2 separate regions of the Homo sapiens genome follow, and region 2 is linked to region 1. A link is an interaction called in ENCODE POLR2A ChIA-PET data of the cell type or tissue named here. Cell type or tissue: B cell. All regions are shown on one strand. Each heading gives the region's core, and the rest is flanking DNA. Links, peaks and the distances in the headings are about the cores only. Region 1 overlaps TADA1 (transcriptional adaptor 1). Region 2 overlaps LOC124904834 (small nucleolar RNA U13).

The links. Peaks named below come from ENCODE experiments on the same cell type or tissue, not always from the same donor. Only the 100,000 strongest peaks of a DNase experiment are listed, where the experiment ranks them.
Region 2: POLR2A ChIA-PET joins it to region 1 with 5 read pairs; 7 of 35 experiments call an interaction of 5 or more read pairs at or near these places.

What each region holds. Positions count from the first base shown.
Region 1 is chr1:166,866,350-166,871,733 of GRCh38, forward strand. TADA1 (transcriptional adaptor 1) reads right to left here. Exons shown (of 8, transcript NM_053053.4): 2 at 3,414-3,505; 3 at 3,096-3,161. It also overlaps the pseudogene DUTP6. Among named protein-coding and RNA genes, the nearest start is that of TADA1, 7.2 kb to the right of the region's middle. In B cell, for the core only: no CTCF peak of the experiment used is centred there; no DNase peak of the experiment used is centred there.
Region 2 is chr1:167,041,470-167,046,853 of GRCh38, forward strand. LOC124904834 (small nucleolar RNA U13) reads left to right here; the gene lies at 1-67. Among named protein-coding and RNA genes, the nearest start is that of GPA33-AS1, 8.5 kb to the right of the region's middle. RefSeq lists enhancers at 2,426-2,475, 2,556-2,705. In B cell, for the core only: no CTCF peak of the experiment used is centred there; a DNase peak (open chromatin) is centred at 2,772; H3K4me3 peaks cover 1,116 bases.

The sequences.
Region 1 (5,384 bases), core at 157-5,156:
ACAGGCTAACACCTACCATGCAGAATTGTTGTGAGGATTAAAGATAATGCATATAAAGTGTCTAGTATGCTATACTCAACAAATATTATTATTAATATCATCTTTCCTGACTAGCTTAGAAAACTAGAAAACAACCCATCCAAAATTGTGAGGTACAAACAACTATATTTTACTTGTAATAGAAATCTTCTCTTTGTTGCTAACAAATATTAATTTCATTTTGAGAAATTTGGGGTGTTCAATGGAAGAATACATTCTCAAAATCCAAATGCTTCTTCATTTATTTTAAAATAACTATTAACAACCATTCAGAATATCAAAGGTTTTTATCTAATTAAAATCAGCCACCTGTACTTACGAATACCACTTCAACATTTGTTTGGCAATTTTTTTTATTTTTATTTTTTTTTTTTGAGACAGGGTATTAGTCTGTCACCCAGGCTGGAGTGCAGTGGCGCAATCTCGGCTCACTGCAACCTTCGCCTCCCAGGTTCAAGCAATTCTCCTGCCTCAGCCTCCCTAGTACCCAGGATTACAGGTGCCTACCACCATGCCTGGCTAATTTTTGTACTTTTAGTAGTGACGGGGTTTCACCATGTTGGCCAGGCTGGTCTTGAACTCCTGACTTCAGGTGATCCACCCACCTTGGCCTCCCAAAGCGCTGGGATTACAGACATGAGCCACTGTGTCTGGCTGGCATTTTTTATTTTTAAAATCACTTTTTTATAAGTTCTTTCATCTGTTTTTTCATAATCCTACGGGGTAGATATTGCTGTACTTATTTTATAAATTTGAAAGCCCAAGTAACTATATTATGTAAGCTAGTGGCAAAACCTACACTTGAACCTAAGTCTCTTGACTCTTATCAACCAGGGTTTTTACTTCTGATCACTCCATTTATCTTTGGCATATGTGGCAATTTACAATATGCTTCCCTAAAAAGTAAGATTCACAATATTGGCTTTTCTGATCAAATTAAATTTTATGTAACAAAATAGATTATGATTTAACTTTGGACATAAAAGAGGAATGGCTAAAGTCTACTTGTATATAAATTAAATAGCACATCAAAAATCTGACACAGTGTAAGAATGTGCGGTGATGAGTGTGGTGAGGGGAGGGAGGCAGTCACTGCTCTCTAAAACAACCCCACAAGCAGGTGCTCACAGTTTACTACACATTAACAACGACTTCTTTGAGGGTCAAAGAACGAGGTGTTAGGAGATCTTATGTGAATTTTTTTTTTTTTTTTTTAAACACAGTTTCACTCTGTCGCCCAGGCTGAAGTGCCGTGGCACAATGTAACCTCTACCTCCCAGGTTCAAGCGATTCTCATGCCTCAGCCTCCTGAGTAGCTGGGACTACAGATGTGCGCCACCACGCCCGGCTAATTTTCTTTTTTGTATTATTAGTAGAGTAGGGGTTTCACCATGTTGGCCGGGCTGGTCTCGAACTCCTGACCTCAAGTGACCCGCCCGCCTCAGCCTCCCAAAGTGCTGGGAATACAGGCGTGAGCCACCACGCCCTGGCTTGAGTTCTTTATCATACAGTAGAAGTAAACAGAGAGAGAGGATTAAAAAATACCAGCCATTTATAGATAAAACATGAGCTTTCGATATATGATCATCAGAATCACCCTAAGCCCTTAAAAAAATTTCAATTTAATCTACAACAGGAGTTGGTAAGCACAATTGTAATGGTAACTTTTGTAGTCTTATGAATAGATATAAATTGCAATTTAGAAATATAAAAACTACTGAATAAATCATTTGGCCTAATTTTTTTTAAAAAGTCCAGTATGACTTTTATCATGAGGAAAGTTTTCAATGTATTTAATTACTTGTTTTTGACTGATTAAAATAAGATGGTTGAGAGAGGTGACTTACAGCTTAATCTTCTCTTCAGGTTAAAGTGACAGGTTTCGTTTCCACCTACCCCCTCAACATGCTACTATCCCCTACCTCTTGTTATCTACCAATAATCTGTGAAACACAGGTGCTGAAGCTTGACCTTTCAGGTGCTATCTTACCTAAGAACATAGTGGAAGTCCAGGTTCCCAACATATGCTGGGTTCCCCCACCTCCCCACTACGGACACCTTTCAAGTTAGGTATCCCTTAGGTACAGGACACCTAACACCAACTGCCCTCTCTTCATCTCCCTTACCTTCTTCATCCTGATCTCCCACCCTCTTCCTCACTTCTCATTTACTTAAGTAATCTAAAATGTAGCTGAGTGGGGACTCAATATCAAAAGGTAATATAAGTACAGGGACATAACCTGCTTTACAAGGCTCCGTAGATTTGGGCAGTCCCTGCTGTGGTGCTCACCCTGCGCCCTCTTGTTCCCGGGCTATCTCCTTGCTTGCCTTCTGGCTCTCTCAAGCCCTATTCTGAGGGACACCACTATTTCCCCCATTGAGCAAACTGGCCTGCGGGGGAGGGTGGCACACAGAGCAGCCTTGCCCAGCTCTCCCAGCATAACACGCCCGGACCAAGGGGTCCACGGGGGCTAGGACTTGGACATGCCTAGGATTACACAATACCACCTAGGGAGAAAGCACTTGTGAAAACAAACATTCAGACAGTCCTTCCTTCTGGGTGTTAGAAAAGAGTAGTGCCACATCTGGCTTGGCTGAAAAACACTTTACTGATGTAGGAGCTGGCATCATAAGATGAAGATTATAGAGGAAGTGTTGGTGTTGTACAATTCAATTTTGGCAAAGAAAAGTTTGGTGTCAAAAATGGTGATCAAATTGCATAGCTCATTTGTGAACAGACTTTTTCTCCAGAAACAGAAATTCAAGCTTTGGATGACACTGAAAGGGGTTCAGGAGGTTTGGGTTCCACTGGAAAGAATTAAAATGTATGCCAAGAACTGAAAATGAGAAATCATACCTTTTTCTTAAAAATAAAGAGTTTCTGCTTTAAAAAAAAAAAAAGATTCTGTAAAAGAATTTGTATCTACCTAATAAAACTTTTCTTCTGAGTAGTTCAAAAACATCTGCTTTACAAACACTAGCTGTGTCTATTAGAGAAAGCTAAAGTCTAGTGCTTTGCTGACTTACACACACTGGAAGTATTTCCACTCCCTTACCTGGTGTAGAAACCAAAATCTGACAACGCGTGAGAATGGCCAGGAGGAAATCATTGTGAGAATGGACTGAAAAAGGAAAGATAGTGACAATCAAATTCAAAACATTTTCAACATAAGGAAACCACAACTTTGGTCTAGCTTCTCAAGATTTTGGATATCCCCTATTCTGCCATGCTTTATACTTAAAGTATCCACATTATTAAGATAACCTTATACACCACAAAACCAAAATTTTACTTTTTAAAAAGGGAAAAGACTTTACTACAAATCTAGGAAAACTACAGAATAGTAAAATAACTCTGCAGATAATTATTTTACCATTATCCTGTGTGAGAAGTCTATGAGCTTCAAGGTCAAACTCCTCTTTGCTGATCTTCTGCTTGAACCACAGCTTTAGGTTAGCCCAGTATCTGCAGAGGCAGAAACAATACTAAGAACCACAGATTTGGCTGCTTCTAGTTTTTTTTGTTTGTTTTGTTTTTTTAAAGAGACGGGGTTTTTTATTCTGTCACTCAGGCTGGAGTGCAGGGGAACAATCAGAGCTCTGAACTTCTGGCTTTAAGCTACCCTCCCACCTCAGCCCCCTGAGTAGCTGGGACTACAGCATGAACACATTTTGCTTCTTCCCCAAGTTCAGCATACATGCTCCAACTCCGAGGAAAGGAAATTTTGCATTCCCTGGCTCTATGGGCTGAATTGTGTCCCCCCACAAAAGTCCTGTGTTAAAGCCTTAACCCTAGTACTTCAGAATATGACTCTATTTGGAGATTGGGCCTTTAAATAGTAATTAAGATGAGGCCATTAGGGTGGGCCCTAATCCAGTATGATTGGTGTCCTTATAAGAAGAGGCAATTAGGACACAGATACATTCACAAAGAAATAACCATGTGAACACACAACAAGAAGGCTGTCATCTATAGGAGAGAGGCCTCTTGCCAACATCTTGATCACAGACTTCCAGCCTTCAGAACTGTGAGAAAATAAATTTCTGTTGTTTAAGCGAACCAGTCTGTGGTACTTTGTTATGGCAGCCCTAGCAAACTAATACACCTAGGAATCAGAATACCAACAAAGAAAGGAAAATCCTCCCTAAAAGGGGACTCGCCGGTACGGTGGCTCATGCCTGTAGTCCCAGCACTTTGGGAGGTCAAGGCAGGCAGACCGCTTGAACCCAGGAGTTCGAGATTAGCCTGGGCAACATGGCAGGACCTCCCTCTCTACAAAAAATACAAAACTTAGCTGTGCATGTTGGTGCATGCCTGTAGTCCCTGCTACCTGGGAGGCTGAAGTGGAGGGACTGATTGAGCCCAGGAGGTCAGGGCTGCGGCGAGCCATGATCACACCACTACACTCCAGCCTGGGTGACAGAGCAAGACCTTGTCTCAAAACAAATAAAAGGGAATTGGCAGGTAGTCACAGAATTGGACTCATGATTCACTTAGCCCAAAACTATTATAGCTATACCCTTGTTTCTCACTGTCACCTTTCTAATAGACCTACTCTCCAGAATCCTGCATTTAAGATTTATATTTTAAACTGTGTGTGTTTAACGGAGAGGGGAGTAGTCATTTATATTTGTTTTAGGTGACATCCTTCCCTTCAGATAAACTCAACTTTCAATCTAACTGGCTGAAAAAAAAATGGGTTTCTAAACATCTCAGCACAAAGAAAATGCCTGGGGATATCTGTAGTTTTTAAAGTGAAAATCAACACCTAATAATAAAAATTACTTGGTAACTGGTAGAAAAAAAATGACTTAACCTTTTACACTTTAACAACAGTGTTAGGAATTAGAGTGAAATAATGTCACTTATCACACCACATCCACAACCCTGGTTTTGGTACTTAAGGAAGCTGCTTCTTATTATGGAATGGGATGAAAAATTACTCAATACTTGAGTTCCTAACAGGAAAAAAAAATCAGATTTCTCAACGGGATGATTTAATATTTTCACTGCCATATAATGCCCATGGCAGATCTCCCTCTGTGTGTGGATTAGCTTCAAGTCATCTTAGTATCTCTATATGTAATTGACTATGATCATATGTAGTTGCATGCAAAGCTTTGGGTTGATGTTTGTTGTTGTTGTTGTTGTTGTTTTTCAGGAGAAAACCCATAGCCTTTATGGGGTCTTAAGTGGCCCAAAACCCACGACACTGCCATCTTTCAGGCCCATTTCACTTAACAACAGAACACATGCAGCTCTAGAGCTTGGTACCCTTTCCACTTGATAGCTGCACATTCATTAGTCAATAGGTCAACAGTAACTTTCCAACAGTGGACACTTT
Region 2 (5,384 bases), core at 127-5,126, 180 kb after region 1:
TATGTGCATGTGTGAGATGTGCCACCCTCGAACCTTATTATAGCATGGGCACATTACCCATCTGACATGAAAAAATATAAAATAAAGTCATTTGAAATTATTTTTCTTTGTTTCATAATGGTGTTTACTGGCTACACAAATATAATCACATTTTATTTTTGCTTTGGGGGATTATGTATTTATTTAATTTTGTTTTATAATTAAAAAATAATTTATGTTTCTAAAGACAAATCTTTGGAATATTCAAAGATATTCCTCCCTCTCCTCTTCTATACAGCTATTTAAAAATAGTTTTTATTCCCTTGTTGGTTTTTATAATGTAAGCAAATGCACACCTACAGAGATAGGTAGATAGGTTCTACTCTTTCTTTTATATGTAAATGGTAGCTTACTACACATATTTTTCTTTACTTTGCTTTTTTCATTTAACAATATACCCTAGAGATCACTTACTGTATAGAGATAATCCCCATTTTACACTGCACTGTATCATTATGTGGCCGAAGAATTGTTTATTTAACTATTGTGCTGTCGATTCTGATTGATGCCAGTCTTTTGTTATTACAAATAATGCTGTAACAGTACTTTATACATACATCTTTTATCATATTTTTGCTACTGTGGCTTTGGGATAGTGTTCTAAAATCTAGATTTCTGAAAGATAAATTTCAGTATGATTGCCGAGTCAAATGGTAGATGCACATATAATTTTGCTAAATTTCCCCCTATTCCCCTCCATCATCATGATGCCATCTTTTATTCCTACCAGCAATGTAGAAGAGTGTTTGTTTCACCCTAGCCTCACCAATAAAGTATGTGGTCCAAATTTTGGATTTTTGCCAATCTTACTGGTGGGAAATTGTATCTTAGTGTAGTTTCAATTTACACTTATAAGTGAATGATGTTGAGCATCTTTTCCCAGGGTTAAGTGTAATTCTCACTTCTTTTCCTGTGCATTGTCTGTTTGTGTCTCTGATGAGACTTTTCCTCATGCTTCAAGTTATTATATTTTTGTTAACTAACACAGCCTTAAATTCTAGCAAGATCTGACTATGCCAAAGAGACCTCAGGTCCTATGGAAACTCAATTGGAGGGTGGGGTATGGGGACCATGGAGTATCACAGACATGTACTTAGCACATGGACAAAAACAAAGATTTTCAAATATTAATTAGAGTCTTGAATTTTAAGAAATATTGGATTTCTTGGATATTTAAGTTTATTTTATTAATTCATTAATTCAAGTAATATTTGTTGAACACACGCTATGTCCAAGCACTGTTTTAGGCACTGGAGTTACAAGAGTGAACATCTTTTCCTTCCTCAGAAAGTAATGGAAAAAGAAATGATGTTATTCTCCTGATTCAGGCTGAAAGACCATCTCTAAAAGAATAGACTATTCTTTCATATGATTTTCCCCATATTCCCATTTGCCATATTCAGAAATTGCAGGTCAACCCCACTGATAAGTCAAAAGCAGAGGTAAAAATATTGGTTTCTTCCATACAGATGACTGTTGGCGCTAGAAGAGGATCTTGAACCTCTTCCTGACTGATTCTTTTATCAATAAGAGGGAAAAAAAACTCCAGAGACCTTGCCACTGTTCAAAGTCACACAAAGCCGGAGCACCTGGTTTTTAGGTCTTCCTCAATTATTTCCATGGTATCAAACTTGTAGAGAAGCTAAGGGAGCAGAAATAACACAAATGCAACCCTGCTTTTTGGTCCTGTCGGGTCTGGAGAACAACCCTTATTAATGGGACCTTGGGCGATATTTGATGGTGGCATTGTTTCTCTGCTCCGCTTAACTGTTCCCCGGCCAAGCCACAGAGCTCTCCTCTGTCATGGAACAGGTTCAAAGGGACTGCAGGATGTTTTTAGTTTCATAAAAAAGACAATGAAAGCCAGTTAGAGAAAAGACAGAACAAGAAGATGAAAGTAACATGCTGGGAGAGGAGGAAGGCTGCCCTGAGCTGATAAACCATATAGATTGTTCCTGAAGGGAGAGACTAAGGCTCATGGTATGAATTGTACTTAAGCAACTAACATCTTTATTTAAGGGTTCTCTCAATCTCTTTCTGGGGAAAAAAAAAAAATCTATAAGACAGCCCAGAACTAACATAGTTAGACCTGAGTTTGGGCTCTATCTTTGTCACTAACCAGCTGCATGTTCCTTAACAAGTCACTTTAATATCCCGAGCGTTGGTTTCCTCATCTGTAAACTAAGATGAATAATGCCTGGCTGATAATGTGGCTGTGAAGATTAAAATGGGTCATGCCTTTGAATATGCTTTATAAAATTCAGTTCTTCTTTCATTTCCTCAGCCGATTGCTCATGTTCCTCTAATACACTGTCCCCACCCTGGACAACCTCTAGCAGGTATATGCACACCTGAAGATACTGAGACAGGGAGACTGACTAGTTGAGATTCACTGAGGCTGATGTGTCTAGAAAGTTGCTCACTAAGTATTCCCGCAGGGTGTTTGAAGCCTCTTCCTGGATGCCTGGTGAGACGAGACACTTTGAATCCACCTTGCAAAGCTCCTGCTCCAAGACAGCTGCAGCTTGTGCTCTGTAGAGCGATATGAAATAATTGCCCGTTGGCACAATAAGCCCATCTCCTCTCCGGGCAGCACAAAAGAAAGCTCAAAAGCATCTCCGGTTTTGATTGCCAAGTGGGGGAGGCAGTGAAAGTACACTAAATTATGAGTCCAGGTGCCTCTCTACAGAAATCCACTTCCGCCTCGCTGCCGCTCTGAAGGCGCGCAGTGGGTGTTGACGTCACCTTCGGCCACAGGAGCTTGGAGAGGCTGGGGCCCTGACTCCCCGCGGGATCCGCTGGTAGACCAGGGCGTGCTCTCAGACTGGAAGTGCAGGAAGGCTCGCTTACTCTCGCCATAGACCAGACTGACAGGGGTCTGCCAAGGCTGCTGGGAATGTGGGAAGTGAACTTTAGGTGGAAACAGAAAAGCTTCTCTCTCCGTGGGTAGCCTTTTTTTTTTTTTTTTAGTTCAGGAGAGAAAAAAAAAATCATAGAAGCCTGCCAAGCCAAATAAACTATGCTCAATTAAGTCTTTCAACTGTGCAATTCCTCTTGTTGATTTTATGAGGAAAAGGGCAGAATAGAAACATGATGGGCTTGTTTAAAATACTTCAAAAGGGAAGAACCTATATTCTCCTGCTTCCCAGACCGACCTCTTTCGGGCTTTCCTTTCCTCCAGCCATGCTGCAGGCCTTTCACTGTCATCTCCTCCATCTGTGATAAAGCTGTCCACAGAACCCGTCCTCAGCTGCTTTCTCACCACACACCCTCACTCAGGGCATGTCCTCCATGTCATGCCCCTCATCCAGGCCTGTGACTCCCAAGGAGCTGAATCAGCCAAAACTCTCCCTCCCCAACCCCAACTCCAGGCGCTTATACCTCACTCCCCACAGCTGTTTTTATTATTCGTATTCACTGCTACTCAATCCCATCTTGTTTTCAAGAGGACTTAAGGTGGATTCCACAAATACATAAAAGATGAGAACTAAATAAAGTCAAAATCACTGTGAAGATAAAATGAGGGCAAAAAAGGAGAGAGAGCGAGATGAAATCATGGACAAAGTTAGTTCACCAACTCCATTTAGAAAAATCCTGAACAGTTCCTTGACATATATAAGTTTGACTCTGAACTTCCTAGCAATCATTGCAATGAGGAAAGCACAAGTTGTATATAATTCATGGTGTCCTTAACACAATGTGTCTATAGCAGACTTGCTTATATGTAGCAAAAACTTATGACCTAATGGGAATAGAAAAAAAAAAAGAAGAAACCGGGTGCAGTGGCTCACGCCTGTAATCCCAGCACTTTGGGAGGCCAAGGCAGGTGGATCACCTGAGGTCAGGAGTTCGAGACCAGCCTGGCCAACATGGCGAAACCCCGTCTCTACTGAAAATACAAAAATTAGCCGGGCTTGGTGGCAGATGCCTGTAATCCCAGCTACTTGGGAGGCTGAGGCAGGAGAATTTCTTGAACCCAGGAGGTGGAGGTTTCAGTGAGCCAAGATCGTGGAAAAAAAACCCAAAAAACTGAGCAGCAAAAACTTTCCTAGTAAGCAGACCTGAGAGAAAATTATCTGGTGGATTTTCATCAACAAGTAATTTACAATGTAGTGAGCAGTGTCCTCAACAATACTCTAATGATAAATACAAAAATGAGAGACCTAATATTGCTTCTAACAATTTCCTACAATGATGACCAGTGGAATAATGCTAAAGTAGTTATGTAAAAGAATTCCAGAGGGACTCAAGGTGATTCCAACCGAAGATGCAGATCCGATGGCTTGGCTTGAGACAAGGAAAAAGTAAAGAATATTCTATACTTTGTACAACTCTCTGTAAGTACTATTTCTTTTATTGGAAGTTTTGAAATGTATCGATCAGCAGTAAGTCCAAACTTATAATCTCTTGAAATTTCTGGGGTGCAAATATTCTTAGTCGGATTTAAGTGCAAATATTCTTAAATTTAAGCCAGCCTAGAAGGGTGGAGTGGGGTTAGGGTGACATGTTTTTATGTAGGTTGAAATGCTTAATTTAGACACTTGCCCATGCAGAGGCCACTTCCCTGGTTTTGCATAAAGTTGGCTTGAAGGGCTACCAATGAGCAGAAAACAAGGTTTGTTCCAAACCAGGAATATATAAGCAGATGAGGCCAGGTCTCTATGCCCCAGAACAATGCTGCAACAGAAAGGAGAATGGGGAGGAGGAAGACTCATAGGAGAGATGCTAAAGGGATAATGTCTTCAAAACTGGCCACTAGTTGACTTTAAAAAAAAGTGGCATCTAGGAGGACTCTCAGGTTGGGAAAAACTTTCATTCAGGGGCTCTTTTCTTGTCATTGTATTGCTCTGAGCAAATCATTCCCTGTCCAGTTACTGCTGGTAAAGAGAAAAGGGGCTGCTGCAGCCCAACACTACAGGAATCAGCTGCAAGCTTCAAAGAGGGTGCCTCGCCAGAGAAAATAACAAGAGAGGGACTCCCCCGAGCCCACACTTGAGGCCGAGTGACTGCAATCAGGAGCGAAGGCTTCTGAAGAGGAGCAATGCCTGAAGCTGAGGTATAAGCAGTCTCCCAGGGTCAGGGTCTCCCTGAGGTGGAGAAGCCTGTAGGCTGTCCACCCTGAGGGCCTGGGCAAGTGCTTGTGGTCCCTACACCTCATTCCCTTGGTCACCTGCTTGTAGTTCAGCTATAATGGACAGGTCCACTCATGATGCCTCTGCACCTACTCAAGTGCATGCTACGCTTTTCTTTATTCCCTCAGGAGATTTCTACCAACCTATGGGGGGCAGCTGGGAAGTGTGGGGGAGGTAACAGCCCCAGAAACAGCCCTTAGCCAGTAGATCCCT